Regions from separate parts of the Homo sapiens genome. Here region 2 is linked to region 1. The links are chromatin contacts, found by Hi-C or POLR2A ChIA-PET in ENCODE. All regions are on one chromosome and are shown on one strand. Each heading gives the region's core, a stretch centred on a gene start or an enhancer-like site at or near the end of the contact. The rest is flanking DNA. Distances are from core to core; before and after follow the strand shown. Region 1 has its middle 17 kb from the start of BICRAL. Region 2 holds the start of ABCC10 (ATP binding cassette subfamily C member 10).

Evidence for each region. Hi-C counts contacts between places; a loop is a spot of excess contacts on that map. ChIA-PET counts read pairs that join two places held with the same protein, here RNA polymerase II (POLR2A). Pooled maps may share reads with other maps.
Region 2: POLR2A ChIA-PET joins it to region 1 with 19 read pairs in OCI-LY7. The contact joins the promoter of ABCC10 here to the enhancer-like site in region 1. A Hi-C loop is called at or near these places in 7 of 50 pooled maps. POLR2A ChIA-PET finds 5 or more read pairs at or near these places in 3 of 52 experiments (OCI-LY7, SK-N-SH and WTC11).

The regions. Positions count from the first base shown.
Region 1 is chr6:42,761,737-42,769,179 of GRCh38, reverse strand. It overlaps a transcript of BICRAL not described here. Among named protein-coding and RNA genes, the nearest start is that of BICRAL, 17 kb to the left of the region's middle. Within about 2 kb of position 2,684, at least 6 of the 41 ENCODE cell types and tissues checked have a DNase peak (open chromatin) inside an H3K27ac peak, as active enhancers do.
Region 2 is chr6:43,422,798-43,430,240 of GRCh38, reverse strand. It overlaps ABCC10 (ATP binding cassette subfamily C member 10), which reads right to left and starts at 2,700. Exons shown (of 22, transcript NM_001198934.2): 1 at 2,484-2,700; 2 at 2,102-2,273. The coding sequence starts at 2,262. LOC105375065 (a long non-coding RNA gene) reads right to left here. Exons shown (of 6, transcript XR_007059585.1): 6 at 4,227-5,548. RefSeq lists enhancers at 2,054-2,123, 4,225-4,746.

The DNA.
Region 1 (7,443 bases), core at 1,435-3,934:
CCAGGGGCCAGCTTAACTATAAACTCATGAGAGACCCTGAGACAAAAACACTCAACTAAGCTCTTCTTGCATTCCTGACCCACAGAACTGTGACGTAATAAATGCTTGCTGTTTTAAGCTGCTACATTTTAGGGTGCCTTGTTATATAGTCATAGACAACCAATACACTGGGTTAACATGAAGTCCAGAAACGTTTAAAATATATTAGAGTTACCCATTCTTTACTACTATTTTGTTTTTTCTCAAAGCATCTGTCACATCACATCTTTAGCCTGCTTAGAGAACGACATCTGACCCAACCTGGGCCATTAGGATCCTCTCTTCTGGGTATTAGCACTTGGGACACAGAGACTGGGTCAGCTGTGAGGAGCAGACTACAAGGCTAGAAAGCCTAGGGGGCAATGCCACCATTTTGGAGAAGTGGTAATGGGGCCCATGTAAGTGCACGGCCTCAGAAGGACCAGTGATTGGGGTAGAGGGGAAGAAAGCAGATTCTCACTGGGCATGGAGGGGAGAAGGGAGGAGAAAGTGCCTGATTGATATCTGAGTCCCCTGAGGCCTGGCTGGCTTTCTAGCTTTGGAGTTGGAATATTTCCTTTCCTTACGATTATTCCTCATTCTACCTGCTAATCTGAGCAAGCTCACTTTCTTGCAAACCAAAGATCCTGGAATATGCTGGCCAGCTTCTGTCCAGTGCTGGCCAGAGAAGCAGCTCCTCCTTTTGTGGCAGGCCAAGTATCTCTCCAGAGAGAACAACAACCCACCAAAGATTAAGCTTTAGTATTACTGCTATGTAAAAACTACTATCGATGGGGTAAAAGGTCCTCTCAGACCATCCAACTCCTTTTGCCTTCACTTCACTTTCAGCCAGTAATCTTTTGATTATTAATGGACTTCACTTTTAAAAGTAGTGTTCCGGCCAGCTGACCTAATCATTCCAGTGGTTGGTAAGTTCATGCCCATTATAAATTCACAGATTGGCTTTCGAAGACAAATCATTCTTGAGTAACCTCAATTTCATTTCCACTGCTCTCAGTCAAGCCCTGTCATTTATCCAGTGAAACATTACAATAGCCTCCCAATGGCACTTCCCCTACTCCAATCCATTCTCTTCACCTTCTTCTAAAACACAAATCTGATGCCTCACTCCCTGCTCTAAACCATCTGACAGGTCCCCAAGCACCCTCAGAATGACTGGCATCTCCAGCCCCATCTTCCACCACGCCTCCTCCATGCTGCTCCAGACCACTCTCCACTCTTGCCATGCGGTGTTATTCCCAAGTTTCTCAATTGGTGTCCACCCAGCTCTGCCTGTGTTCTTCCTGTTGCCTGGTGTTCCTTTCCTATGGACACCTCCCCTGCCTTCCCACTTTTCCCACCCTCCTGTTTCCTCTGTACTTCCATAGAACTTCCTTCCTCCTTGATAACACACAGTATGGTCAGCTTGACTAATAATTACTTGTCCTGTCTGTCCCTGGATTGTAAGCCTCAAGGAGATGAAGACTACACTTTGTTCATTTTTATACTTCCCTTCTCCCCAGGGCCAACTACAGTAGCTTGCATCAATATGTTAAGCTAACATTTCTTGCGTCTTTACCATATCAAGCCACCTGGCTGGTGTTGCAGGTAGCAGACACTCAACAAACACCCACTGGATTAAAGTCAGTCAGGGTGGCATGGACAAGTGTTCCCTGGACCTAATGATGTTCAGATGAGATGCCCATCTATCATCTGTGTTTGCAGAGCTGAGACAGCAGAGTTAGACTCATGGTGGCATCCATGGTGAGGCAATGAATGAATCTCAGCCTAGCCTTTTACAAAAAAACTTTTACATGAGGCATAATTTCTCATTTAAAATTAAATGACATTAATTAATAATTAAATGACATAAATAGAAAACAAAAAAAAGCACTGGAATTAATAAGCAAACAGACAAATCCACACACATACAACACAGTTTTTCCTCTTTTTAAACAATTAATTAAGTTGACATTCCTCTCTCCTCTTTTCTTTCTCTTTCTTTCTTTGAGACAGAGGCTTAACTCTGTCGCCCAGGCTGGAGTGCAGTGGCACAATCTTGGCTCACTACAACCTCTGCCTCCCAGGTTCAATCTATTCTTCTTCTTTTTTTTTTTTTTTTGAGATGGAGTCTCACTCTGTTGCCCAGGCTGGAGTACAGTGGCGCCATCTCAGCTCACTGCAAGCTCCGCCTTCCGGGTTCACGCCATTCTCCTGCCTCAGCCTCGCGAGTAGCTGGGACTACAGACGCCTGCCACCACGCCCGGCTAATTTTTTGTATTTTTAGTAGAGACGAGGTTTCACTGTGTTAGCCAGGATGGTCTCGATCTCCTGACCTCATGATCCGCCCGCCTTGGCCTCCCAAAGTGCTGGGATTACAGGTGTGAGCCACGGCACCCGGCACAATCAATTCTTCTGTTTCAGACTCCCGAGTAGCTCGGATTACTGGTGCTCACCACCACACCCAGCTAATTTTTGTATTTTTAGCAGAGATGGGGTTTCACCATGTTGGCCAGGCTGGTCTCAAACTGCTAACCTCAAGTGATCCACCCGCTCGGCCTCCCAAAGTGCTATTACAGGCGTGACCCACTGTGCCAGGCCTCTTTCTCTTTCTACAATTGCAATTATGACTCACAAGCACATTACAGGATGCTAAGTTTAGATGAACAAATATTAGAGAATGGCATGGGAGTGGATTCCCCAGTTAGCCAGTTTGCGTGTTTCAGAGCTAAGGCATGTGGGTCAATCCACAGGTGACTTTATTGTAGTTCTTTCAAAAGAGTCAGCATCTACACATGAAGGTAGAAGCAGAATCTGGTCCTGATTTTCCCACTGACGATCCTTGTCCTGGCTCCAACTCTTCATCTCTCTCTCTTACCCCCAAGATTTGTGGAAAAGCCCCAGCTCTGGGCAAACTTGAGACTGATGACACAATCCTAAAGAACTTGACTACTCAGATAATATCAGAGAACTTTACAAAGTCACTCCTAAAGCAATTGATGAAAAAGTACCGGAAGGCTGGGCATGGTGGCTCACATCTGCATTCCCAGCACTTTGGGAAGCTAAGGTGGATGGATAGCTTGAGCCCAGGAGTTCGAGACCAGCCTGGGCAAAATCCTGTCTCTACCAGAAATACAAAAATTAGCCAGTCTTATAACCTGGTCTCAAAAGAAATAAATAGAAAACAAAAACAAAAAGCACTGGAATTAGTAGCAAACAAACAAATCCCCACATATACAATATAGTTTTTCCTCTTTTTAAACGATTTCTACACACTAAGTTTCTATCTTCCACAGGCTATATAATCAATCATTATATATTGCCTCAAATCAATGCTCACCCCTACAGGTTCTTAAAAAAAAAGCAGCAAATAATATTGCCTTGATCCCTGACAGCCTGTAGAGCTACCAACAAGAGAGCACCAGGAATCGCCCACTTGTACGATACATGAAGTCCTACAGTGGCTCTGGCTTTCTGGGGAACTCACACCTTTATCAAGAGCCTATATTTTCCTTGGCTTATGTTTGCAACACACATTTCACTCAAGCTTCACCTTTCACTTCATCATCATTCTTCAGATGAAAAGAGTTTCTATTACCTGAAGGGAATTACTCTGTGAAGACAAAGAACAGAAAAAAATAGCATGCATGCCATGTTTAAACACATACATGGAGCAGGGGGCGTGGCTTGCTCACTAGCTCAATGACTGTCTCCCTCCCCACAAGCCTCCTAGGATGTACTTGAATTTGCGCCTCAGCAAATTTCAAATTACTACATGTCATGGACCACTGGGATCTCTCCCAGAGAGAACTCCCAATTGTCAGAGCTACAAATCCCTGGCAACATAGCCCTGTTACGCATTCACATTCCTAAATGTTTCCTGCCATTATTCCGTCCTCCAAATCAGCCTCTTTCACTGTTTAGCAATAATAATGCAACTTTGTAATAGTTACTTTGTAAAAGCAAACTTTCATTATTATTACCAACTACAGAAGGGAAAAGTCTCTGCAGCACAAATAGGTTCTCACTTGACAAGACATTTCACAGGAGTTGGCTCAGCATGCATAGTTCCTTATTGCTACAGCGTTGTAATGACACAAAGACAGCTCTTTATCCAATTCAACAAACACTTCTGAGCCCCATAAAGTGCAAGGCATCATTTATTCACAAAACGTTTTTCTAACATTTTTAAAACATAACCTAGGCCGGGCGTGGTCGCTCATGCCTGTAATCCCAGCACTTTGGGAGGTTGAGGCGGGTGGATCACAAGGTCAGGAGATCAAGACCATCCTGGCTAATACGGTAAAATCCCGTCTCTACTAAAAATACAAAAACTTAGCCAGGCGTGGTGGCACACGCCTGTAGTACCAGTTACTCGGGAGGCTGAGGCAGGAGAATGGCATGAACCCGGGAGGCAGAGCTTGCAAGTGAGCTGAGATCGCACCACTGCATTCCAGCCTGGGTGACAAAGCAAGACTCCGTCTCAAAAAAACAAACAAACAAAAGACCCCATAACCTATAAAAAGAATACAACCTATCTCTCAAGTCGTGTATGTGTATATATAGAATACAGTTACATAATATAAATCTATATATGCAACACAAAACTCTTTTTTTTTTTTTTAAGACAGAGTCTTACTCTGCTGCCCAGGTGCAATCATGGCTCACTGCAGCCTCAACTTCCCAGGCTCAGGTGATCCTCCAACCTCAGCCTCTGGAGTAGCTGGGACTACAGGCACGTGCCACCACACCTGGCTAATTTTTTTTATTTTTGTGGAGACGAGGTTACGCCATGTTGCCTAGGCTGGTCTTGAACTCCTAGGCTCAAGCAATCCTCCCACCCACCTCCGCCTCCCAAAGTGCTGGGATTACAGGTGTGGGCCACTGTGCCCGACAGACATTTTTGTTTTTTTTTTTTCGGAAACAAAGTCTTGCTCTGTCGCCCAGGCTGGAGTACAGTGGCATGATCTTGGCTCACTGCAACCTCTGCCTCCCAGGTTCAAGTGATTCTCCTGCCTCAGCCTCCCGAGTAGCTGGGACTACAGGCGCGTGCCACCACACCCGGCTAATTTTTGTATTTTTAGTAGAGACAGGGTTTCACCATGTTGGCCAGGCTGGTCTTGAACTCCTGACCTCAGGTGATCTGCCCGCCTCGGCCTCCCAAAGTGCTGGGATTACAGGTGTGAGCCACTGTGCCCAGCCTTGGCAGACATTTAATATGCTATTTTCTTTTGTCTTTTTTTTTTTTTTTTAATGCACTAAATGCATTTCATGACCTCACTGGCTTGGTACCTGCATTTTGAAAACGCTCGTTTTTTTTGTTTGTTTTTTGTTTTTTTCTGAGACAGAGTCTCACTCTGTTGCTCAGGCTGGAGTGCAGTGGTGTAATCTTGGCTCACTGCAACCTCCACCTCCCGGGTTGAAGTGATTCTCTTGCCTTAGCCTCCCAAGTACCTGGGATTACAGGCACATGCCACCATGCCCAGCTAATTTTTACATTTTTAGTAGAGATGGGGTTTCACCATGTCAGCCAGGCTGGTCTTGAACTCCTGACCTCAAGTGATCCGCTTGCCTTAGCCTCCCAAAGTGCTGAAATTACAGGTGTGAGCCACCGCACCCAGCTGAAAACACTGGTTTGTAGTATTTCAAGAAAAGCGGCACATCATAGCAAACAATAAAATCCTACCTAAAGAAGATAACCTTAAAAATTCTAGGCAGAAGAATAATTTTTTGCTTCTTATTTAACTTTCAACTGCCAGGACATTTTAAAAGTATTTGAACTCAGTGAATGAGCATTTATATAAAAGCTTTTAAACGATCTCCAAATCTTTATCCTTTATCCTGAAGAACCTGAGACAGAAAAAGTAATCCTCTTCCCAATCTGTATTAAAGACTTACATCTGTGTCTTTTAAGAAATCTTAAACCTGTTCTTGCTTCAAATGATTACCCTCCTGGCAAGATTACCATGAAGATTAAATGAGATAATATAAGTGAAGTACCTCGTGGTTCCTGCTATGATTCAGGTTATTGGGTTATCTTTTCTTGAAAATGCTTGATCTGTTTGACCTTTGGGCTCATTCACCCAGAGAATCTGTTCTACTGGACAATAAGGGGCAGAGGCTCCCTCGAGGAGTTTACTAGCTCTATCAGTAAGAATAAATATCATTACAATCTAAGGTTCAAGAGTGCCAGGCTATTTCATTTATTCATTCAATAGATTTTTTTTTTTTTTTGAGACAGAGTCTCACTCTGTTACCCAAGCTGGAGTGCAGTGGGTATGATCACGGCTCACAGCAGCCTCGACCTCCCAGGCTCAAGCAATCCTCTGCCTCAGTCACCTGGGTAGCTGGGACTACAGGCGTGTACCACCACACCAGGCTTAAGTTATTTTACTGTTAGTAGAGACGAAGTATCATTGTTGCCCAGGCTGGTCTTGAACTCCTAGGCTCAAGGAATAAGTGCTGGGATTATAGGTGTGTCTACCACACCCAGCTAGATAATTATTGGGTGCCTCACATGCCAGGCATGATGCCATAAACTGGGATTATGGGGTGTAAAAAATAGGAGACACAACCACATCCCTCCAGGAACTTACAATTAAATACTTAGACTTTGTGAAGACACCTCATATACCACTAATATTACATAACACACAAGTGTTTTACATGCCCTTATCTGTAAAGTGAGATAAGATTAGATTAGTGGTTCCCAAAAGTGAAGATTTCACAGATAGCGAAGCTTTCATAAAAAAAATGCTTTAAAAAAAGTTTTTAAAACTGTCATTGAAATCACTATATATCTTTATCTTTTCCTTTCATTACAAGCCAGTTAAATTTTGTCCTGGCATTAAAGGAACCCTCAGAGTTTGCCCAGCTCTGTCTTTCTAGGATTCTTTGGGGCCTTTTTGTTTTGTTTTTTCCTGGCATTATTTACATGTAAATTCTGCCCAACTATTCCCCAGCATTGCAGAAAGGCCAGAGACCTATTCATAAGGGAATCAATAAAGGGCCCTTTCCAAGAAAGTCATAGAGTACAAAGCAAATTCGGCTCCACCACTGACCTTAAGGACTGGGAACTGCAAAAGAACAAAAGTATAAAAGGTCGTGGTGACTGGAAGGCAGAAGGACCTGGCATTTTTGAGGAGCTACTGTAGGCCTGGCCCAATACTTGGTACTTTTCCATACTGTAAGCACTTTATTTAACATCACGATAATCCTGAAAGAAGTACGTATTTCTTTTTCTTTCTTTTTTTTTTTTGAGACAAGGTCACCCAGGATAGAGTGCAGTGATGCAATCATGGCTCGCTGAAGCCTCGACCTCCTGGGCTCAAGTCATCCTCCGATCTCAGCCTTCTGTGTAGCTAGGACTACAGGCCTGTGCCACCATGTCTCGCTATTTTTTTTGGTATTTTTTATAGAGATGGC
Region 2 (7,443 bases), core at 1,451-3,950, 660 kb before region 1:
CACATGCCTGTAGTCTCAGCTACTCTGGAGGCTAAGGCAGGAGAATCGCTTGAACCCAAGAGGTGGAGGTTGCAGTGGGCCGAGATCGTGCCACTGCTCTCCAGCCTGGGTGACAGAGTAAGACCCTGTCTCAAAGAAAAAAAAAATTTTTTTCTATTTCTGGCTGGGCATGGTGGCTCACATTTGTAAACCCAGAACTTTAGGAGGCTGAGGCAGAAGGATTGCTTGAGCCCAAGAGTTCAAGACCAGCCTGGACAACAAAGCAAGGCCTTGTCTCTACTAAAAATAATTTTTTCTTTTTGAGACAGAGTCTCGCTTTGTCGTCCAGGCTGGAGTGCAGTGGTGCAATCTTGGCGCACCACAACCTCTGCCTCCTGGGTTCAAGCGATTCAAGATGGGGTTTCACCATGTTGACCAGGCTGGTTTCAAACTCCTGACCTCCAGTGATCTGCCTGTCTCAGCCTCCCAAAGTGCTGGGATTACAGGCATGAGCCACTGGGCCCGGCCAATTTTTTGTATTTTTAGTAGAGATGGCATTCTGCCACGTTGGCAGGCTGGTCTCGAACTCCTGGCCTCCTACAGTGCTGGCATTACAGGCTTGAGCCACTGCACCCGGCCTATTAAAAATAATTTTTAAAAAAATTAGCCAGGTGTGGTGGCATGCACTTGTGGCCCCAGCAAATCAAAAGGCTGAGGTGAGAGGTTGCTGGAGCCCAGGAGGTTGAGGCTGCAGTGAACTGTGATTGCACCACTGTACTTCAGCCTGGGCAACAGAGGGAGACGCTGCCTCAAAAAACAAAACAACAATAACAATCCCCCCTCCCCCCCGCCACACACACACACACACACACACACACACACACACACAAGAAAGAAAAGAAAGAAAGAAAAGAAAGAAGGAAAAGAAAAAAATATATATATTTCCTAAGATGTGGGGACCCAAGAAAGAACACTGGGCCCTTGGAGGCATAAACTGGCCCCAAGTTGGCCATCAACCAGCCTCATCACCCCTTCAAGTCTCTTTTCCTCTCTGAATCTCACTTTCCTCACCAGTATGGTGAGCAGTGAGTCTCAAGTTAAAGCCTTCTGAGGCCCTTTCCTGTCTTAGATTCTCGATCTCTCTAACCCTTCTCAGCAACACACACAAGGCTGATAAGTGAAGTGAAGCACAATTTCTATTGATCACATGATGGTCTTTCTTGCTTTCCCAGGGGGCGGATGAATCCCTTCCTTGGATAGGAGAAGCTGTGTATCCGCTTGGTCTGGGAGGAATCCTGATTTGTTTCTTACACAGAGACAAAAGTCTAGAAGGGTTTAATCACCTAGCATAGACAGCCTTCTCAGAAGAGCAGCTATTAAAAATTGGCACAGTCTTTTGGGAACTCAGTCTAATGAGAAAGCAAGAAAGACCTCTTGGATAGAGACACTTCCCCCCATCAGACTAGGAACTCCCAAAGGCAGAGACCACACCGTCCTCCTATCTTCTCGGCAGCCAGAATGAGACTAACTTTAGTCATCTCTAGCCATACAAGAACTAAATACAAAATCAAGTTGAGTTTAGCATCCACACCTTATAGCCCTTAATTGGGGAAGGCTTAATGTTTGATTTTGCTCTTCTTGTCTATCTACTGCTTCCTCTTCAGCTGAGCCTAGGTATGCTTTTCTTAATCTGGAAACACTAAGGTTTCATGGGTTGCAGTGGTGAGAAACTGAGCCTACAACTTAAACACATCATCGCTTTTGGCTAAAAACGTTGTTCCCCCAATTCTGCCTCCAATTCATGACAGCTGAGTCCGGGTAGCTGAAAATGGACAATTCTGATGATTTCTGATACTCATCGGACCTTTAAAAACATGCCAGGCGCTGCACTATATGCTTAAATTCATTATCTCATTTAAACCTCCCAACAATGAGACTCAGAGAAGGCAGGTACTTGCCCAAGAACAGCCACATTGCTGCTAAGTAGCAATGCTTAGATTTTATTCTACTTCTGCCCTACTCCAGAGACCTCGCTATTCTGGTGACACTGCCGGAAGATGTAGGCCGCGGGTGAGATCTGCAGGCACACATGGACAGATGCCTTGCGCCCGTCTCTACCCACCTCGGGGTGCCCAAGTAACAGGCACTGAGCACGGCGAGGAGCGCGTGGGGCAGGGCGCTGAGCACCAGCTGGGTGAAGCAGTGGCCTGTGGTGTCCCCCTCCCACAGCGGGAGCGGCCACGCTGCGCTGCTGCCGCACAGCTGGGCCAGAAGTCGTTCCATGGACGCCTCACCTGAAGGGAAAGTTGAGGGTGACGGCTGTGCAGGGTAACAGCCGGCTTTGCCTGCACTTCCCAGCCGGGTCTCCCTGTCTCCAGCCCCGCCCTGGAACCGGGACCGCCCGTCGCTTCCGCCCCGAAGCCAGACCCCGCCCATTCTCGCGGTACCAAGGGTAAAAACGGGAGGAGGTTTCCCCAGTGGATTTCTGGACGCTGGTCACCCACCTTGCCATCTGTTTTTCCCCTCCCGTTTCTCCGCCCCCAGGCATCCGGAACCTCAAACCTGAAGAAGCTGCTGTGCACCGGATTCCGATATCCTGAGAACTGGTGTATGCAAAAAAAAAAAAAGTACTGCCCGGCCGGGGTGCTGGGCCCGCCCCGGCTGGCACCCCACCTAGAGGTTGGAAGACCTAGCCGGCGCTATTCGCCACGCCCATATGCTGGTAGCTGCACGCATGTGCACTGCTCTCTGCTTCGGCTGGCCTTTGCACGCAGGCGCGCTGGTGCAGACGCACAGTTGCGTTTTGGTACGCTTTTGTGGCCTGACTTGCGTTAAGGATCCATCCCTCCCTTAGTGCAACGTCATTTATAACCTCTCACGTGGAGTATTCGCTCACAACTGTGTAAGCTTACTAGTTGGCACAAGCATTGCAATCTCCATTTCTTGAAGAGGTGGGGAGCCGGGCACGGTTGCGCGCCTCGGTAGTCCCTGCGCGCCCGTAGTCTCTGCGCGCCGGTAGATCCCAGGAGGATGGCCTGAGCCCAGGAGTTCGAGAACAGTCCAAGCAGCATAGCGAGACCCCAGTCTCAGATAGATAGATGGATGGATGGAAATTCAAACATACCTGCCCCACGGACAAATAATGCCATTTTGGGACACACTGTTTTCCCTTATTATTCTAGGGCTGCATGACCTTGGACAAGTTACCTAACTTTTTTGAGCCTCAACTTTTTTTTGGGGGGGGGACGGAGTCTCGCTCTGTCACCAGGCTGGAGTGCAGTGGCACAATCTCGGTTCACTGCAACCTCCGCCTCCCGGGTTAAAGCGATTCTCCTGCCTCAGCCTCCCGAGTAGCTGGGACTACAGGCGCGCGCAACCACGCCCAGCCAATTTTTTTGTTCGTATTTTTAGTAGAGACGGGGTTTCACCATGTTGGCAAGGATGGTCTCGATCTCCTGACCTCGTGATCCGTCCGCCTTGGCCTTCCGAAGAGCCGGGATTACAGGCGTGAGCCACCACCCCGGCCGAGCCTCAACTTCTTTATTTGTACAACAGGGACAATACCAATACTAAAGTACTGTTGAGAGAGTTGAATAATTAATTTAGAGTGCTTAGGGCAAGTGCTTTGCCTAGGGTAGTCCTCCAATAAATCTTTTAAGGAAGCAGTGGGAAGAACATAACCTTTATAATTATACGGACCTGGGTTTGAATGCTTTTAGCAGAGGGATGTTGGGCAGGTTACTTCTGCATCTTTATTTTATTATGTTTGTCAGGCATGGTGTTGGTATCCGCCTTTACATAGGTGTGTACAGTGCTTGAAGAAGAAAAGCTAAACAAATGACAATTATGGTTATCCCACTTAATCTCAGTAAGAAGCCCCATATCCCTCAACGTCAAGAATTAATTTTCCTATTTTTAAAAACTAAGAGATGTAGGTTTGCATTTCACAATCTTTAGTAATTAATTAACAGAGTCTTGCTACCTGGCCCAGGCTGGTCTTGAACTCCTGGCCTCAGGTGATGCGCTTGCCTTGGCCTCCCAAAGTGCTGGGATTATAGGTGTGAGCCACTGCACCTGGCCAGGCTCCACTTCTAATTCTAATTCACTTGCTGTTTCCATCACATCTGCAGTTACTTCCTCCACTGATGTCTTGAAGGTCCATCCGTGAAGGTTGGAATCAGCTTCTTCCAAACTTCTGTTAATGTTGATATACGTTGTCCTCCTCCCATGAATCCCATGAATCACAGTTTTTTATTTATTTATTTATTTATTTTTATTGATCATTCTTGGGTGTTTCTCGCAGAAGGGGATTTGGCAGGGTCATAAGACAATAGTGGAGGGAAGGTCAGCAGATAAACAAGTGAACAAAGGTCTCTGGTTTTCCTAGGCAGAGGACCCTGCGGCCTTCCGCAGTGTTTGTGTCCCTGGGTACTTGAGATTAGGGAGTGGTGATGACTCTTAACGAGCATGCTGCCATCAAGCATCTGTTTAACAAAGCACTTGCACCGCCCTTAATCCATTTAACCCTCAGCGGACACAGCACATGTTTCAGAGAGCAGGGGGTTGGGGGTAAGGTCATATATTAACAGCATTCCAAGGCAGAAGAATTTTTCTTAGTACAGAACAAAATGGAGTCTCCTATGTCTACTTCTTTCTACACAGACACAGCAACAATCTGATTTCTCTATCTTTTCCCCACATTTCCCCCTTTTCTATTCGACAAAACCACCATCGTCATCATGGCCCGTTCTCAATGAGCTGTTGGGTACACCTCCCAGATGGGGTGGCGGCCGGGCAGAGGGGCTCATCACTTCCCAGAAGGGGCGGCCGGACAGAGGCGCCCCCCACCTCCAGGACAGGGCAGCTGGCCGGGCGGAGGCGCCCCCCCCCACCTCCTGGACGGGGCAGCTAGCCGGGCGGGGGCTGCCCCCCACCTCCCGGACGGGGCAGCTGCCAGGCGGAGACGCTCCTCACTTCCCAGACAGGGCAGCTGCCGGGCGGAGGGGCTCCTCACTTCTCAGACGGGGCGGCTGCTGGGCGGAGGGGCTCCTCACTTCTCAGACGGGGCGGCCGGGCAGAGACGCTCCTCATCTCCCAGACGGGGCGGCGGGGCAGAGGCGCTCCCCACATCTCAGACGATGGGCGGCCGGGCAGAGACGCTCCTCACTTCCTAGACGGGATGGCGGCCAGGCAGAGGCTGCAATCTCGGCACTTTGGGAGGCCAAGGCAGGCGGCTGGGAGGTGGAGGTTGTAGCCAGCCGAGATCACGCCACTGCACTCCAGCCTGGGCAACATTGAGCACTGAGTGAATGAGACTCCGTCTGCATTCCCGGTACCTCGGGAGGCCGAGGCTGGCAGATAACTCACGGTTAGGAGCTGGAGACCAGCCCGGCCAACACAGCGAAACCCCGTCTCCACCAAAAAAAATATGAAAACCAGTCAGGCGTGGCGGCGCGCGCCTGCAATCCCAGGCACTCGGCAGGCTGAGGCAGGAGAATCAGGCAGGGAGGTTGCAGTGAGCCGAGATAGCGGCAGTACAGTCCAGCTTCTGCTCGGCATCAGAGGGAGACTGTGGAAAGAGAGGGAGAGGGAGACCGTGGGGAGAGGGAGAGGGAGACCGTGGGGAGAGGGAGAGGGAGGGGGAGGGGGGAGAGAGAGCGCTTTTTTTTTTAATGGAGGCAGGGTCTCACTATGTTGCTTAAGCTGGTCTCAAACTCCTGGCCTCAAGCCATCCTCCTGCCTCAGCCTCCCAAAGTGCTGGAATTGCAGACATGAGCCAACATGCCTGGCTCACAGATATTCCTAATGGCATCTAGTGTGGTGAATGTTTTCCAGAGGGTTTTAAATTTACTTTGTCCAGATCCATCAGAGGAATCACTGTCTATGACAGCTATAGCCTTATGGAATGTATTTCCTAAATAATACTTGGGCCAAGCACAGTGGCTCACACTTCTAATGCTAGCACTTTGGGAGGCCAAGGTGAGAGGATTGCTTGTGGCCAGAAGTTTGAGACCAGCCTGGGCAACATAGCAAGACCTCATCTCTACAAAAATAAAAATAAAAAATTAGCCGGGCATGGCAGTGCCCACCTGTAGTCACTGCTACTCAGGAGGCTGAGGTGGGAGGATGGGTTGAGCCCAAGAGTTTAAGGTTGCAGTGAACTATGATTGGGCCACTGTACTCTAGCCTGGGCAACAGAGTGAGACCCTGTCTCTAAAATGATACTTGAGGCCAGGCGCAGTGGCTCACGCCTGTAATCCTAGCACTTTGGGAGGCCAAGGCAGGCAGATCACCTGAGGTCAGGAGTTCAAGACCAGCCTTGCCGATATGGGGAAAACCCAGCTCTACTGAAACTACAAAACTTAGCCAGGCATGATGGTGTGTACCTTTAATCCCAGCTACTTGGGAGGCTGAGGCAGGAGAATTGCTTGAACCTGGGAAGCAGAGGTTTCAGGGAGCTGAGACCATGCCACTGCACTCCAGCCTGGGTGACAGAGCAAGACTCCCATCTCAAAATAAATAAATAATAATAATAATAAAATACTCTAAAGTTGAAATTACTCCTTGATCCGTGGACTGCAGAATGGATGTTGTAGTTTTTTTCGTTTCTTTTTTTGTTTGTTTTTGAGATGGAGTCTCACTCTGCTGCCCTGGCTAGAGTGCAGTGGCGTGATCTTGGCTCACGGCAACCTCTGCCTCCCAGGTTCAAGTGATTCTCCTGCCTCAGCCTCCCAAGTAGCTGGGATTACAGGTGTGGGCCACCACACCTGGCTAATTTTTGTATTTTTAGTAGAGACGGGTTTCACCATTTGGCCAGGCTGGTCTAGAACTCTTGACCTCAAGTGATCTGCCGTCTTGGCTTCTCAAAGTGCTGGGATTACAGGCATGAGCCACCATGCCCAGTCTGAATGTTGTGTTAACAGGCATAAAAACAACAGTCATCTCCTTATACATCTCCATCAGAGCTCCTGAATGACTGGATGCATTGTCAATAAACGGTAACATTTTGAAAGGAATCTTTTTTTCTGAGAAGTAGTCCTCCAAAGTGGGCTTAAAATATTCAATAGACCATGTTATAAACAGATGTGCTGTCATCCAGGCTTTGTTGTTCCATTTATAAGGCACAGATAAAGTAGATTTGGCTGTGTGTGGTGGCTCACGCCTGAAATCCCACCATTTCGGGAGGCCGAGGCAGGCAGATCACTTGAGATCAGGAATTTGAGATCAGCCTGGCCAACATGGCGAAACCCTGTCTCTACTAAAAATACAAAAATTAGCTGGGTGTGGTGGTGCGTGCCTGTAATCCCAGCTACTCGGGAGGCTGAGGCAGGAGAATTGCTTGAACCCGGGAGGTGGAGGTTGCAGTGAGCCAAGATTATGCTACTGCACTGCAGCCTGAGTGACAGAGCAAGACACCATCTCCAAAAAAAAAAAAAATAGCTTTAACATAATTCTTAAGAGCCC